2 separate regions of the Homo sapiens genome follow, and region 2 is linked to region 1. Evidence: read pairs that join two places in POLR2A ChIA-PET (ENCODE). Cell type or tissue: HepG2. All regions are shown on one strand.

What was found. Peaks named below come from ENCODE experiments on the same cell type or tissue, not always from the same donor. Only the 100,000 strongest peaks of a DNase experiment are listed, where the experiment ranks them.
Region 2: POLR2A ChIA-PET joins it to region 1 with 9 read pairs; 1 of 35 experiments calls an interaction of 5 or more read pairs at or near these places.

Annotation. Positions count from the first base shown.
Region 1 is chr20:5,020,746-5,028,745 of GRCh38, reverse strand. No RefSeq gene overlaps it. Among named protein-coding and RNA genes, the nearest start is that of SLC23A2, 23 kb to the right of the region's middle. RefSeq lists an enhancer at 50-579. In HepG2, no CTCF peak of the experiment used is centred here; DNase peaks (open chromatin) are centred at 3,565 and 5,355; H3K4me3 peaks cover 137 bases.
Region 2 is chr20:3,655,304-3,663,303 of GRCh38, reverse strand. GFRA4 (GDNF family receptor alpha 4) reads left to right here. Exons shown (of 6, transcript NM_022139.4): 2 at 2,015-2,360; 3 at 2,440-2,549; 4 at 2,644-2,778; 5 at 3,055-3,146; 6 at 3,315-4,056. The coding sequence ends at 3,395. Among named protein-coding and RNA genes, the nearest start is that of GFRA4, 4.1 kb to the left of the region's middle. RefSeq lists silencers at 2,280-2,389, 2,480-2,529 and an enhancer at 4,062-4,221. In HepG2, a CTCF peak has its summit at 3,089 (motif pointing right); DNase peaks (open chromatin) are centred at 3,110 and 4,313; H3K4me3 peaks cover 1,737 bases; H3K27me3 peaks cover 2,074 bases.

The DNA.
Region 1 (8,000 bases):
ACAGAAGACAATAGAGAGCCCCAAAATAAACCCTTGTATTTATGATCAATTGATTTTCTTTTTTTTTCTTTTTTTTTTTTTTAATTTATTTTTTTATTGATAATTCTTGGGTGTTTCTCACAGAGGGGGATTTGGCAGGGTCATGGGACAATAGTGGAGGGAAGGTCAGCAGATAAACAAGTGAACAAAGGTCTCTGGTTTTCCTAGGCAGAGGACCCTGAGGCCTTCCGCAGTGTTTGTGTCCCTGATTACTTGAGATTAGGGATTGGTGATGACTCTTAACAAGCCTGCTGCCTTCAAGCATCTGTTTAACAAAGCACATCTTGCACCGCCCTTAATCCATTTAACCCTGAGTGGACACAGCACATGTTTCAGAGAGCACAGGGTTGGGGGTAAGGTCACAGATCAACAGGATCCCAAGGCAGAGGAATTTTTCTTAGTGCAGAACAAAATGAAAAGTCTCCCATGTCTACTTCTTTCTACACAGACACGGCAACCATCCGATTTCTCAATCTTTTCCCCACCTTTCCCGCCTTTCTATTCCACAAAGCCGCCATTGTCATCCTGGCCCGTTCTCAATGAGCTGTTGGGCACACCTCCCAGACGGGGTGGTGGCCGGGCAGAGGGGCTACTCACTTCCCAGTAGGGGCGGCCGGGCAGAGGCGCCCCTCACCTCCCGGACGGGGCGGCTGGCCGGGCAGGGGGGCTGACCCCCCCCACCTCCCTCCCGGAGGGGGCGGCTGGCCGGGCGGGGGGCTGACCCCCCCATCTCCCTCCCGGACGGGGTGGCTGCCGGGCGGAGACGCTCCTCACTTCCCAGATGGGGTGGTGGCCGGGCTGAGGGGCTCCTCACTTCCCAGTAGGGGCGGCCGGGCCGAGGCGCCCCTCACCTCCCGGACGGGGCGGCTGGCCGGGCGGGGGGCTGACCCCCCACCTCCCTCCCGGACGGGGCGGCTGGCCAGGCGGGGGTGCTGACCCCCCACCTCCCTCCCGGATGGGGCGGCTGGCCGGGCGGGGGCTGACCCCCCCCCACCTCCCTCCCGGACGGGGTGGCTGCCGGGCGGAGACGCTCCTCACTTCCCAGATGGGGTGGCTGCCGGGCGGAGAGGCTCCTCACTTCTCAGACGGGGCAGCTGCCGGGCGGAGGGGCTCCTCACTTCTCAGACGGGGTGGTTGCCAGGCAGAGGGTCTCCTCACTTCTCAGACGGGGCGGCCGGGCAGAGACGCTCCTCACCTCCCAGACGGGGTCTCGGCCGGGCAGAGGTGCTCCTCACATCCCAGATGGGGCGGCGGGGCAGAGGCGCTCCTCACTTCCTAGATGGGATGGCGGCCGGGCGGAGACGCTCCTCACTTTCCAGACTGGGCAGCCAGGCAGAGGGGCTCCTCACATCCCAGACGATGGACGGCCAGGCAGAGACGCTCCTCACTTCCCAGACGGGGTGGCGGCCGGGCAGAGGCTGCAATCTCGGCACTTTGGGAGGCCAAGGCAGGCAGCTGGGAGGTGTAGGTTGTAGTGAGCCGAGATCACGCCACTGCACTCCAGCCTGGGCACCATTGAGCACTGAGTGAACGAGACTCCGTCTGCAATCCCGGCACCTCGGGAGGCCGAGGTTGGCAGATCACTCGCGGTTAGGGGCTGGAGACCGGCCCGGCCAACACAGCGAAACCCCGTCTCCACCAAAACCAGTCAGGCGTGGCGGCGCGTGCCTGCAATCGCAGGCATTCGGCAGACTGAGGCAGGAGAATCAGGCAGGGAGGTTGCAGTGAGCCGAGATGGCAGCAGTACAGTCCAGCTTCGGCTCCGCATGAGAGGGAGACCGTGGGGTGAGGGAGAGGGAGAGGGAGAGGGAGAGGGAGAGGGAGAGGGAGAGAGAGAGCCGATCAATTGATTTTCAACAAAGGAGCCACTACCTTTTAATGTAGAAAAGACAGTTTCTTCAACAAATAGTGCTGGGAAAACTGGATATCCACATGCAAAAGAAGGAAGTTGCATCCTTACCTAACACCATATACAAAAATATTACCCAAAATGGATCAAAGACCTAAACATAACAGTTAAAACTATGAAACACTTAGAAAAAAATCTTTATGACGTTAGATTCGGCAATAATTTCATAGATAGGACTCTAAAAGTATAGGTAACGAAAGAAAAATAGATAAACTGGACTTCATCAAAATTAAAAAGTTTTGTACATCAAAAAACACTATCAAGAGAGTGGGGCCAGAAGGCACATGTTCTCAGGACTTCTTGAGGCTGTGTCTCAGAAAAAAAAAAAAAGAGAGAGGGTGAGGCTGGTCACGGTGGCTCACACTTGCAATCCCAGCACTTTGGGAGGCTGAGGTGGGAGGATCACTTGAGCCCAGGGGTTCCAGATGGGCCTAGTCAAACCCTCATCTCTACAAAAACTAAAAAATATTATATACATATACATATATATACACACATATATATATACACATATATATACATATATACATATATATACATATATACATATATATATGTGTGTGTGTATATATATATATTAGCCAGGCATGGTAGCACATGGCTGTAGTGCCAGCTACTCCAGAGGGTAAGGCAGGAAGATCGCTTGAGCCCAGGAGGTCAAGGCTGCAGGGAGCCGGGATCATGCCACTGCACTTCAGCCTAGGTGACAGAGCAAGACCTCATCTAAAAAAGAAAAGAAAAGAAAAGAAAAGAAAAGGAAAGAAAAGAAAAGAAAAGAAAAGAAAAGAAAAGAAAAGAAAAGAAAACAACTAGAGGTGGGAGGATCGCTTGAGCCCAGGAGTTCAACCAGGCTGCAGTGAGCCATGATCACACACCACTGCACTCCAGCCTGGGCGACAGAGACTCCGTCTCTAAAAAACATTTTTTTTTTTTGAGACGGAGTCTCACTCTGTCGCCCGAGCTGGAGTGCAGCAGTGTGATCTCGGCTCACTGCAAGCTCCGCCTCCTGGGTTCAAGCAATTCTCCTGCCTCAGTCTCCCAGGTAGCTGGGATTACAGGTGCCCGCCACTACACCCAGCTAATTTTTTGTATTTTTAGTAGATGGGGTTTCACCATGTTGTCCAGGCTGGTTTCGAACTCCTGACCTTGTGATTTGCACGCCTCGGCCTCCCAAAATTCTGGGATTACAGGTGTGAACCACCGTGTCCGGCCTAAAAAAATTTTTAAAACCACACAACAAGAGACAAGACAGTGAAAAGACAACTCACAGAATGGAAGAAAATAGTTGCAAAACATGTATTTGATAAAATATTAATATCCAGTATATATAAAGAAATCCTACAATTCAACAACCAAACAAACAATCCAATTCAAAAGTAGACAAAGAAAAGAAGCCAGGCATGGTGGTATGCGCCTGTAGTCCCACCTACTTGGGAAGCTGAGGATTGCTTGAGCCCAGGAGTTTGAGGCCAGCCTGGGCAACACAACAAGGCCAGGCCAGTCTCAAAAAAAAAAAAAAAAAAAAAAAAGCAAAGCCTTGAACAGATGTTTCTTTATTTTTATTTATTTATTTATTTTGAGACAAGGCCTCACTCTGTCACCCAGGCTGGAGTACAGTGGCGCAATCACAGCTTGCTGCAGCCTCTATCTCCCGGACTCAACCAGTCCTCCCATCTCAGCTTCCCTAGTAGCTGGGACTTCAGGCACACACTACACCCAGCTAGTTTTTGTATTTTGTATAGAGAAGAAGTTTCACCGCGTTACCAAGGCTAGTCTCAAACCTCCTGGGCTCAAGCAATCTGCCTGCCTCAGCCTCCCAAAGTGCTGGGATTACATGTGTGAGCCACCGTGCCTGGCCAGTGTTTCTTTAAAGAAGATAGAAAAATGGCTGGGCACGGTGGCTCATGCCTATAATCCCAGCACTCTGGGAGGCCAAGGCGGGCAGATCACTTGAGGTCAGGAGTTCGAAACCAGCCTGCCCAACATGGTGAAACCCTGTCTCTACTAAAAATACAAAAATTAGCTGGGCATGGTGGCGCATGCCTATAGTCCCAGCTACCAGGGAGGCTGAGGTGGGAGAATCTCTTGAACCCTGGAGGCAGAGGTTGCAATGAGCCGAGATCAAACCACTGCACTCTAGCCTGGGCGACAAAGTGAGACCCTGTCTCAAAATTAAAAAAAAAAAAAAAAAAAAGAAGAAGATACAGAAATGGACAACAAGCACATAAGGAGATGGTCATCGTTACTAATCATTAGGGAAATTCAAATCAAAACCACAATGAGATGCTACTTCACACACACTAGGCTAGCTATTATAGAAAATAGAAAAATAAGTGTTGGCAAGAATGGGGAGAAATTGAACCCCTTGTGCATTGCTGATGGGAACATAAAATGGTGCAGCTGCTGCAGAAAATGGTACGGCAATTCCTCAAAAATCTAAATATAGAACTGCTATATGAGTCAGCAATTCCACTTCTGGGTACATGCCCCAAAAAAGTGAAAACAAGGTCTTTCAGAGATATGCGTACACCCACATTCACAGCAGCATAGCCAAGGGGTGACAGCAACCCAAGTGTCCATCGATGGACACATTGATGAAATATGATATATGCATACAGTGGAATATTATTCAGCCTTAAAAGGCAAGGAACGTGCTCCAATACAGATGAAGCTTGAGGACGTTGCGCTAAGTGAAATCATCCATTTACAAAAAGACAAATATTATATGATTCCACTTGTATGAGGTGCCTAGAGTCATCAAATTCATAGAGACAGTAGAAGGGGCTTGCCAGGGACTGGTGGGGAGAGAACATGGGGAGTTAATGTGTCATGGGTAGAATTTCAGCTGGGGAAGATGAACGTGTTCTGGAGATGGATGGTGGTGATTGTTGCATCACAATGTGAATGTTCTTAACACCACAGAACTGTACATTTAAAAATAGTTAAAATGGGCCGGGCACGGTGGCTCATGCCTGTAGTCCCAGCACTTTGGGAGGCCGAGGCAGGTGGATCGCCTGAGGCCAGGAGTTCAAGACCAGCCCGTACAACATGGAGAAACCTGGTTTCTACTTAAAATACAAAAAATTAGTTGGGCATGGTGATGGGTGCCTGTAATCCCAGCTACTCGGGAGACTGAGGCAGGAGAATCGCTTAAACCTGGGAGGTGGAGGTTGCAGTGAGCCGAGATCGCGCCACTGCACTCTAGCCTGGCAACAAGAGTGAAACTCAGTCTCAAAAAAAAAAAAAAAAAGGTTAAAATGATATATCTTATCAAAATAAAAAAAGTAATTGCCTTGCATCATCAATAATGAGACAAAGCAGGGTGTGGTGGCTCATTCCTGTAATCCAGCACTTTGGGAGGCCTAGGCAGGAGGATTGCTTGAGCCCAGGAGTTCAAGGCCAGCCTGGGTGAGTCAGACCCCATCTCTAAAAATAAATAAATAAAGATAAAGCCTGGGCGCAGTGGCTCACGCCTGTAATCCTAACACTTTGGTAGGTTGAGGTGGGCGGATCACCTGAAGTCAGTAAGACCAGACTGGCCAACATGGCAAAACCCCATCTCTAGTAAAAATACAAAAATTAGCTGGGCATGGTGGCACGCACCTGTAATCCCAGCTACTGGGAGGCTGAGGCAGGAGAATCGCTTGAACCTGGGAAGTGGAGGTTGCAGTGAGCTGAGATCGCACCACTGCACTCCAGCCTGGGCAACAGAGTGAGACTCTGTCTCCAAAAAAAAAAAAAAAAAAAGATGAATAAATAAGACAAAGAAACAAACGAACAACATACACATTGCAGTGAGTTGTGACTGTGCCACTGCAACCTAGCTTGAGTGACAGAGAGAGACCCTGTCTCTAAAATAATAATAATGAAACAAAACAACAATAATTTTTCCTGATACGATTCACTGGGAAGGATATGACATCACATCCTTGATTCCTGTCATAAATATTTAATCTAGATCATGATGAGTAAACATTAACAAACCCAAATTGAACGACATTCTGCAGAATAAGTTACCTGGAGTTTTCAGACACATCAACATCAAAAAGAGGTGGCCTGGCATGGTGGCTCATGCCTGTAACCCCAGCACTTCGAGAGGCTGAGGCAGGCTGACCTCATGAGTTCCAGACCAGCCTGGGCAATTTGGCAAAACCTCATCTCTACAAAAAACACAAAATTAGCTAGGCATGGTGGCACGTGTGCTTGTGGTCCCAGCTACTTGGGAGGCTGAGGTAGGAGAATCACTTGAGCCTGGGAGGCAGAGGTTGCAGTGAGCCAAAATTGCACCACTGAACTCCAACCAGGGCAACAGAGCAAGATCCTGTCTCAAAAAAAAAAAAAAAAAAAAAAAAAAAAAAAAGAGAGGTAAGGAAACTGCCCAGATTAAAAGATATTAAAGAGACATAGCAACTAAATGTAACAGGCGATCTTTGATTGGACTCAGGACCAAAAAGAAAACAAATCGGCCAGGCACGGTGGCTCACACCTGTAATCCCAGCACTTTGGGAGGCCCGGGTGGGCAGATCACAAGGTCAGGAGATCGAGACCATCCTGGCTAACACGGTGAAACCCTGTCTCTACTAAAAATACAAAAAATTAGCCGGGCATGGTGGCGGACACCTGTAGTCCCAGCTACTTGGGAGGGTGAGGCAGGAGAATGGCATGAACCCGGGAGGCGGAGCTTGCAGTGAGCCCAAATTGCGCCACTGCACTCCAGCCTGGGCGACAGAGCAAGAGTCCGTCTCAAAAAAAAAAAAAAAAGAAAAGAAAAGAAAAAAATCTACAAAGGACATTATTGGGACAATTGGAGAAATTTGAATGTAGACTGAATATTAGAGACCAGTGCTAATTTAACAATGATAAATTTCCTGTGTGTGATACTGCCGTTGCATAGGAGAATGTCTTTGTTCTTTTTTTAATTTAATTTTATTTTTTGAGACAGAATCTGGGTCTGTTGCCCAGGCTGGAATGCAATGGCATGATCTTGGGTCACTGCAACCTCTGCCTCCTGGGTTCAAGCGATTCTCCTGCCTCGCCCTCCCGAGTAGCTGGGACTAAAGGCGCATGCACCACCACGCCCAGCTAATTTTTGTATTTTTTTAGTAGAGATGGGGTTTCACCATGTTGGCCAGGATGGTCTCCATCTCCTGACCTCGTGATCCACCCACCTTGGCCTCCCAAAGTGCTGGGATTACAGGCCTGAGCCACCTCACCCAGCCCCAGTTAATTTTTGTATTTTTAGTAGAGACGGGGTTTCACCATGTTAGCCAGGCTGGTCTTGAACTCCTGACCTCGTGATCTGCCCACGGGTGACGGAGTGATACTCTGTCTCAAAACAAACAAACAAACAAACACAAAACTATGGAGAAAAGTGTAAAAAAAAAAATGACCACCTTCTCAGGAGGGTACTAACTGGGAAGAGGCATGAGGAAAATTTCTCGAGTGATGGAAACACTATATGTTGAACACGGTGGTGGTCTCATGGGTGTATACAGGGATAGAAATTCATCCAGATGCATAAATTGAGCTTCAACAAAAAAATTAAATATTAATAGTATTGAAGACTGTTCTTGGGCTTTGACCCACTGGCCACAACTTCTTGTTGGCCTAAGGCCTTCGTGCTCTATGTTTGAGTGTAGTAACACTCATGCTCTATGTTTGAGTATAGTAACACTCAAAAAAGGGTGGTTATTGTACCTTCGGAGCTGGGTTATGGCTGACCCTCCCAGGCTCTGGGCAGCTACTGTGGTGCCCCACCTGCAGGAAGCAGAGAGGAGCCAAGATTGAAAGGGAGTATTAACTCCCGGAAAGGACGGGATTTACTAGCAGGAAAAGGAAAAGTTTTGTGTAAAGCACATGGCACCGGGCTGGGAACCTTGCGTTTCCTCCTTAGGGCTTTCTGACTCATGCTTCCCTCTGCTCTGTTTCAAGGTCTTTGCACACCTGCCTCTTCTTGGTCCCAGGACCAAGGTGCCTCCTTAGAGAGGCCTTCCCTGATGCTTCACCAAACATGGTACCCACCTGTATTCACTGCCATCCTGCTCCATTTGAT
Region 2 (8,000 bases), 1.4 Mb after region 1:
TGCTCCTCAGTGACAAGGTGGGAGGGCAAGATATTCCAGGAAAAGCTGAACCACAGGAAGGGTTGCCAGTGAGAGGCCTGTGCGCACGGCTTGGGGACCCCTGGCAATTGACCCCACTATGTGCTGAGCACCTCACCTCCCAGCCCCGTCAAGCCACCACCGCCATCCCCCTCCCGAGTCCAGCCTTGGCACCCGTGCCCCAGGAACTTTTGCCTATTGTCTGCCATCTCCCAACTCTCTCACCCTCCCCTCAGCCCCAGCCCTCCTACCCATCACACAGATTCCTTGGTGAATCTTCGGTGTTGTTCATCTGTTGTTCCACCTTCTTGGACTGCTCCGTCCCTGCATGGATGTCGCGGAGGGAGGGGTCACTTTACCGAGTGTAGTGTGGAAAGTGGAATCTGGTAAAGGTTTAAGGTGGAGGAGATCTTGCAGCTGAGATGAGCTGCTGTGAGGGTGGAGACTGGGTAAGGGTGTTCTGGGCAAGGGTGACAGGTAAGCAACAGGCAGAGGTGGGTTCAAACCCTTAGGCAACATCAGGTGCTGGTGTGTGCAGCTGAGACCTGAGGATGTGCCTGGCAAGGCTGTGAGAGGAAAGCAAAGTGTGCCCTTTGGGGAGGGGAGGAAGGGAGGACTCACCCCGCTGCCATCTATCCCCTCCACTCAGGGACCATTCTAAGCCCTCGAGCTATGTTCATCCTTCCTGCAGAGGCAGGTGCTGAAGTCACAGCAGGAATCACTCTCACCACGCGGTCCAATCCACAGCCTGAAAGACACAGCCATTGCCAGAGAGGCACCCTGCTCCCAGCCCTGGGGGGGGGATACCACCCCGTAGCCCCTGTGCACAAACACACAGGGAGATGGATGAGGGGCCAGGCTGTGCACGTCCACTCAGGCTGGGCACCAGAAAGGCTTCTAGTCTGAATGAGATGCTCCAGACTGGAGAACTTGTGGAGGCTGGGGGGGATTCGATTAGCCTGGTTTTTGTGACTCAAATCCTGGGAAGGGGCTGCCAAGTCCCAACTTCCAGTTATCCTGGCTCTATTTAGACACAGCCTGTGGGCATGTGGGCAGAGCTCACCCTCTGTCTACCCAACCCCTGGTGTGTGACTGGGGTGCCAGGCACCTTCTCTGTCTCCAGCAGGGTGTCACCTATCATGGGGCCTGGTCACTAAAACCACTGATGAACCCTTGGGTCCTGTGGCTCAGGACAAAGCCCGGCGGTGTGTCGTCAGGGACTTCTCTGAATCCACACCCTGGCAGCCAGGACTCAGTGGGTTCTTCAGTGGCCAGAGCTCTTGCATGAATCCGCTCTCCCCTGGCTGATGAAGGGTGGAGGGGCTGGAGGAAGCCAGTGCAGATGGGGCAGGATGACCTCGACTCAAGGGAGCATCAGGAAGGGCTGGAGAGGGGAGACACCCATGCAGGGGGCAGGAGGAGGAGCAGGAGGTCAGGAAGGAGGGAGAAACAGAAATCAATAGACCCACCCAAAGGGTCTCCATGGTGGAGGATAAGCGGCGAGGTGGAGGGGGTAGAGGAGGAAAGGTATGGCGTCACAGCCTGTCATTAAGAGACTAGGAGCAGCCACTGTCTTCTATGCCATCTCTGGTTTTAAAGTCTCCATTGGCCAGATCCCCAGAAAGCCTCATTGTTCCCCCGTCAGGTAGTGCCATTGAGTGTAGGAGGAGCCCCTGGACCCGTCTTTGGACGTGTGTGGCCGTTCTGGAGAAATGGTGGCGATGCTTGGGAAGGAGGGGCTTCAGCTTTTGGGGAAGGCCTGGCTCAGCCTCCATGCTCCCTCTCCATCCCTGACGTGTTGCAGAGCCCTCCAGAGCCCGCCGCTGCCCATCCCCACGACGGAGAGCCGATCAGTGCCAGTCGGCCCCGCCTTTGGGCCACACTCTATGCTTTCTCGGGTTTTCAGTGTCCCCCACCTTCCAGGGGCGTGGATGGGCTGGGTGAAGTGTGCATGCGGGGCGCACTGAGACCTGCAGCCTCCCCGCGCCTTTCCCAGGGTCGGCGAGCTCGGTCGGAGGGAACCGATGTGTGGACGCGGCCGAAGCCTGCACGGCGGACGCGCGGTGCCAGCGTTTGCGCTCCGAGTATGTGGCGCAGTGCCTGGGCCGGGCTGCGCAGGGGGGCTGTCCCCGCGCCCGCTGCCGCCGGGCCCTGCGCCGCTTCTTCGCCCGCGGGCCGCCCGCGCTCACCCACGCACTGCTCTTCTGCCCGTGCGCGGGCCCCGCGTGCGCCGAGCGTCGGCGCCAGACCTTCGTGCCCTCCTGCGCCTTTTCGGGGCCCGGCCCCGCGCCGCCCTCCTGCCTTGAGCCCTTAAACTTCTGCGAGCGCAGCCGGGTCTGCAGGTGCGCGCGGGCGGCGGCGGGGCCGTGGCGAGGGTGGGGACGGGGCCTCTCTCCGGCTCACCGCCCTCCCGCCGCGCAGGCCTCGCCTCCTGGCCTTTCAGGTCTCGTGCACCCCAGCGCCCAGCGCCCCCGACGGCTGCCTGCTGGACCAGGGCGCCCGCTGCCTGCGCGCCTACGCGGGCCTCGTGGGTACGCGCGGCCGGGATCCGGGCGAGGGCGGGGGTTCTCCAGGGGATATCTCCGCCCGGGTGGGCCGATGACTTCGCCCTCAGGGTCCCCGCAGGCACCGCCGTCACCCCTAACTACGTGGACAACGTGAGCGCGCGCGTGGCGCCCTGGTGCGACTGCGGAGCCAGCGGGAACCGGCGTGAGGACTGCGAAGCCTTCCGGGGGCTCTTTACCAGGAACCGCTGCTTGGGTGAGGGGCCCGGGGGGGAGTGGAGGGGGAGTGGGGGCGGCGCTTACTGCCCCCTCCCAAGCCGCCTGGCTGGGAGCCATTTTAGAGGGGAGAATGGAAGACTGTACAGTTGAGTCACTCTGTCACAGCTGTGCTTATTATTTTGTTATTCCTCACCACACACCTTCTGTCCAAGGAGCCAGTCTTTGCAGCAGGGGGTCTCTCACTTTGTCCCCTGTGCTGAGCCCTGTGCTAGGGTTTCCCAGCTAAGTCCACCCTGGACCCCTCCCTCCATAGATGGTGCCATTCAGGCCTTTGCCAGCGGGTGGCCCCCAGTCCTGCTGGACCAGCTGAACCCCCAGGGAGACCCGGAGCACAGCCTCCTGCAGGTAGGTGCAGGGAGGGGAGGGTGAGCTGGCACCTCCCCCACTGTCACCTTCACACCCTTCCGTCCCTGGTGGGCCTGGGTGGAGGCATGAAGGGCCTGGGGTGGGGGTGCAGGCAGAGGGCAGAGACAGGCTTTTGCCTCAAGTCTGCACTTGGCTCCCACCCCCAAGGTGTCCTCCACAGGCAGGGCCCTGGAGAGACGCTCCCTGCTCTCCATACTTCCTGTCCTGGCTCTCCCGGCCCTGCTCTGATTAGGACAGCGACCTCGGATAGCACAGCCAGCTACTCCACCCTGCCTGCCTGGGCCGCCTCTGTGGCCTACTGGCCCCTTGAGAAGGGGCTGGCTTACCCCCCAAGCCGGCCCTGGTGCTTTCACTCCGCTGCCCTTTGTAGGTTTGGACACCCTGTGTGCCGTCCCCTGGGGCAAGGGATGTAGGCTGGGGCCTGACTGTAAAGCCCCCGTCTCCCTGTCAGGAGGCATCTTGGTTGTAAGTCCCTTTATTCACAGACCTTGAGACCACTGGGGTCTCCCACAAGGTGGGGTCAGGAGAGGGTCACTTTTGTAGCTGAGACCTCTCTGGAGACCCAGATCCCCTAGAGCAGGTCAGAGACCATCCAGAATCCCAGAATTCTAGGAAATTGTATCAGCCTCCCAAGCATATAACCCCCTAAGGAATCCATCGGACAAGACCCCGTCTAACACTGCATCCTCCCAACTGGGCATTACCCACCATTGTAGCCACCTGTGCGCCATGACCATGCTGGCAGAGTCTTTCCTGTTCCCCATATGCTGCTTGAGGGGCCCCACCCTGTGCCCTGCCTGGCATTGGCCCTGTGGCCATCTTCCCCCTGGTTTCCTGCAGCTGTAGGAATAACATACAGTGCTTATTAAATCTGTGTGCTGAGACTGACCTTGCTTTTATGTGGTCTGTGTCCTGGGAGCCTGGAGACCAGGGTCTACCACTGGGTGTATCCCTGCTGGCCTGTGTGACCTCCAGTGGCCTCAGAACCTGTCTGGGCCCCATCACCTCACCTAAGGAAGCTGAAATGAATCAGCTCTCACTTCCTCATGGCAGGGATTCTCATTGCTTTCGTCTCTTCTTTCTCCACTAGTACTCAGATAATGAAACTGCATTTCCCAGCCTCCCTTGCAGCTGGACCACGTCACACACACTGCCCAATGTGGACCCAGCAGATGCTAAGAGCATTGATTTTTTTTGTCTGTTTGTTTTTGAGACAGGGTCTCACTCTGTCACCAGGCAGTAGTGCAGTGGCATGATCATAGTCCACTGCAGCCCTGAACCCCTGGGGTGAAACGATCCTCCCGCCTCCTGCCTGCCTCCTTCTTCCTCCAAAGCTTGGAGACTTCTGATGAGGAAAGGGTTCCTGTGTCTCTAGCGGCTCCTTCTCAATCTGCTTGAGGTTTGGCAGGAGGTTGAAGTGGAGGTTGTGGGGGCCTTGCTCAGAGACCTCTCTGGGCCAGTGCAGCGCATCCCCCAGCCCCTGGAAATGGTGGCTGGTAACACAGCTCAGAGCTGTCCCCTTCTCTAGGGAATTGTACTCCCAGAAATGCCTGTCCACTTTTACTCTGCTCCCAGAGGCAACTGCAGCCAGTGACTGCCTCAAGGGACAATGCAGTGTGCTGTTCCTGCTCCAGAGCCCCTGTGGGGTCAAGCTGAGGCTAGACTCCAGCAGGGACCCCCACCTGGCTCAGCTCCCGCCCCTGCCCGCCTCCTCCAGCTCTCCTCACTGGCAGGTTCCCCCAAAGGCATTCCCTCAGTAAATCATGGCATTTGAGAACTCCTGTCTTGGGCTTGGCTTCTAGAGATCCTGACCTAAGACACAGCGGTTAGGTACAGACCACACCAAAACTCAGGCCTGGAGCTGTCCTGATTGGAAAAAGAGCCACCAGCTCTGAAATCAGGTGTGGACTTCGCAGCTCACATCAGACCCACAAACACTGCTTGCTGACAGCTGTCCACCAGCCTCTCAGCTTCAGTCAGGACTCCCTTTTTTTGAGTCAGAGCCTCGCTTTGTTAGCTAGCCTGGAGTGCAGTGGTGCAATCTTGGCTCACTGCAACCTCCACCTCCCAGGTTCAAGCGATTCTCCCACCTCAGCCTCCCTAACAACTGGGATTACAGGGACATGCCACCATGCCCGGCTAATTTTTGTATTTTTAGTAGAAACGGGGTTTCACCATGTTGGTCAGGCTGGTCTTGAACTCCTGACCTCAGGTGATCCGCCTGCCTCGGCCTCCCAAAGTGCTGGGATTACAGGCATGAGCCACTGTGCCCGGCCAAGGACTCTCTTGACTGTAACAAGCAAATCAGAGTGGCTTGAGCATGTGCCTGAGCCATGTGGGCTTCAGGCACAGCTGTCTCCAGGGGTTCAAATGATGTTGCCCCTGCTGGTCTGTGCATTGGTTTCCCCTGCAGCCAGGCAGGCTTTCACTGAGAGTGTAAGATTGCCACCAGCAGCCCCAGTTTGCAGTGTCTCCTTTTAGCAGCCTCAGTAGGGAAAGGCACCTCTCTCTTCCAGCATTTATGGACTGTCCCAGGCAGAACCCTGATGGGGCCATAGTAATGGGCCTCTTCCTGTAGCTCGGTGAGTGATCTCAGCCCATGAAGGTTATATGGAATGGGAAGGACAGTTTCCCAAAGGAAAAAAAGGAGTTGTTGGGCAGTGAAGCCGAGTCTAGCCCATTCTCACTTTACGAAGAAGAGGGAATCCTCTAAGGCCCCCACACCTGCGTGGGAATGGACACGTGTAAGTGGGCTGGGGAGAGGCGGGGTGTGTGTGTTGAGACAGGGCTCATCACCTTGCCCCGCTAACCACAGCGGCATGGTAGCCCAAATGCAGAGTTAAGTATCGGCTAAATGATTCGCCTTACATGAAAGTGTATTCAACTATTCTCCATTTTTGACTCAGTTAATTAGAGTAAAATATAAGCATTGAAAAAAAAAAAAAACTGGAGGAAGCCGAGTGCAGTGGCTCACGCCTGTAATCCCAGCACTTTGGGAGGCTGAGGTGAGCGGATCACAATCACTTTCTTGTTTCCGGGACACAGGGTGGAAGGGAATTCTTGCCAGGCGTGTTATACAGCCAGTACCTGCAGGGCTGCATGCAGGGCGTGTGTCGTTCAGATGTGACCAATACAGATGCCAGGAATGACATGGCTGTTGTTGACAGAATTTGTCAAAATGATGACCAGCTGGTGATAAGTTTTAAGGAAAACGAAGTTCAGTTTTCCCTTGATGAACACAGTAGTTGCATTTCTGGAAAGCTGGCTGTATATTAAACCAGCTCTCAAATACTTTGTGTTCACCAACATGGTGAAACCCCGTCTCTACTAAAAATACAAAAATTTAGCCAGGCGTGGTGGTGCATGCCTATAATCCGAGCTACTCGGGAGGCTGAGGCAGGAGAATCGCTTGAACCCGCAAGGCAGAGGTTGCAGTGAGCCGAGATCGTGCCACTGCACTCCAGCCTGGTGACAGAGCGTGACTCTGTCTCAAACAAAACAAAACAAAACACAATAAAACTGGAGGCTGGGTAAGGCGGCTTACTCCTATAATCCCAGCACATTGGGAGGCCGAAGCGGGAGGTTTGCATGGGGCCAGGAGTTTGAGACCAGCCTGGGCAACATAGAGCCTGTCTCTAGAAAAAATTAAAAAATGAATCAGCCAGGCATGGTGATGTGTGTCTGTAGTTCCAGCTACTCAGGAGGCTGAGGCTGGAGGATCACTTCAGCCCAGAAGTTGGCTGCAGTGAGCCATGATTGTGCTAGTGTATTCCAGCCTGTGACAGAGTGAGACCCTGTCTCAATAAAAAATAAAAACCAGAAATGAAATGACCTCAAATAAAAATAGAATTGTGGATTGAAAATATAGGCATATGCTTTCCAAAAGACTGGAAAGATAAAAAGGACAGAACCTATTTGAAAATTATGAGATTGCTTCATGGCTGTCAGTGGTCCCAAAGATATGTCCACATCCTAACCCCTGGATCCTGTAAATATTACCTTATATGTAGGCAAAAGAGTATTACTTTCTGTGGCAAGAGATGTGATTTAAGTTATGTTTTATGTTTTTTTTTTTTTTTTTGACAGTCTCACTCTGTCACCCAAGCTGGAATTCAGTGGTGCAGTCATAGCCCACTGCAGCCTCAAACTCCCAGGCTCAAGCAATCCTCCTACCTCAGCCTCCTGAGTAGCTGGGACCACAGGTGTGTGCCACCACGCCTGGCTATTTTTAGTAGAGACAGGGTCTCCCCATGGTGCCCAGGCTGTTCTCCAACTCCTGACCTCAAGTGAACCTCCCGCCTTGGCCTCCCAAAGTGCTGGGATTACAGGCGTGAGACACTGCACCCAGCCAAGTTACAGATCTTGAGAGGAGCTTATCCTGGATTATCTAAGTGGGCTCTCAACACCTGTATGTCGCACCTCTGCATCTCATGAGAGTGATGCAGAGGTGTCTACAGGGAAACTAAACACAGACATTTTGAGCAAAAGACCAGGGGAAGACAGAGATAGGGATTGGGGTGATGCAGCCACAAGCCAAGGAATGTCAGGAGCCACTGGAAGCTGGAGGAGGTAGGCACAGATTCCCCTAGAGTCTCCAGAGACTACAGCCCTGGCAACACCTGCATTTCAGACTTCTGGTCTCCAGAACTGTGAGAATCAGTTTCTCTTGTTTCAAGACACTGAAGTTGCGGTAATTTGTTCTGGCAGCTCCAGGAGACTAATAGCACTGTCTAAGATCATTAGAGTTTGGTTTCCATTACTCTACCTAAAAAGGTCCTGGTTTATACACGGTGTTAAGTCTGGCCAAGCCTCAAGGCTGAGTCCAGCTGTGGC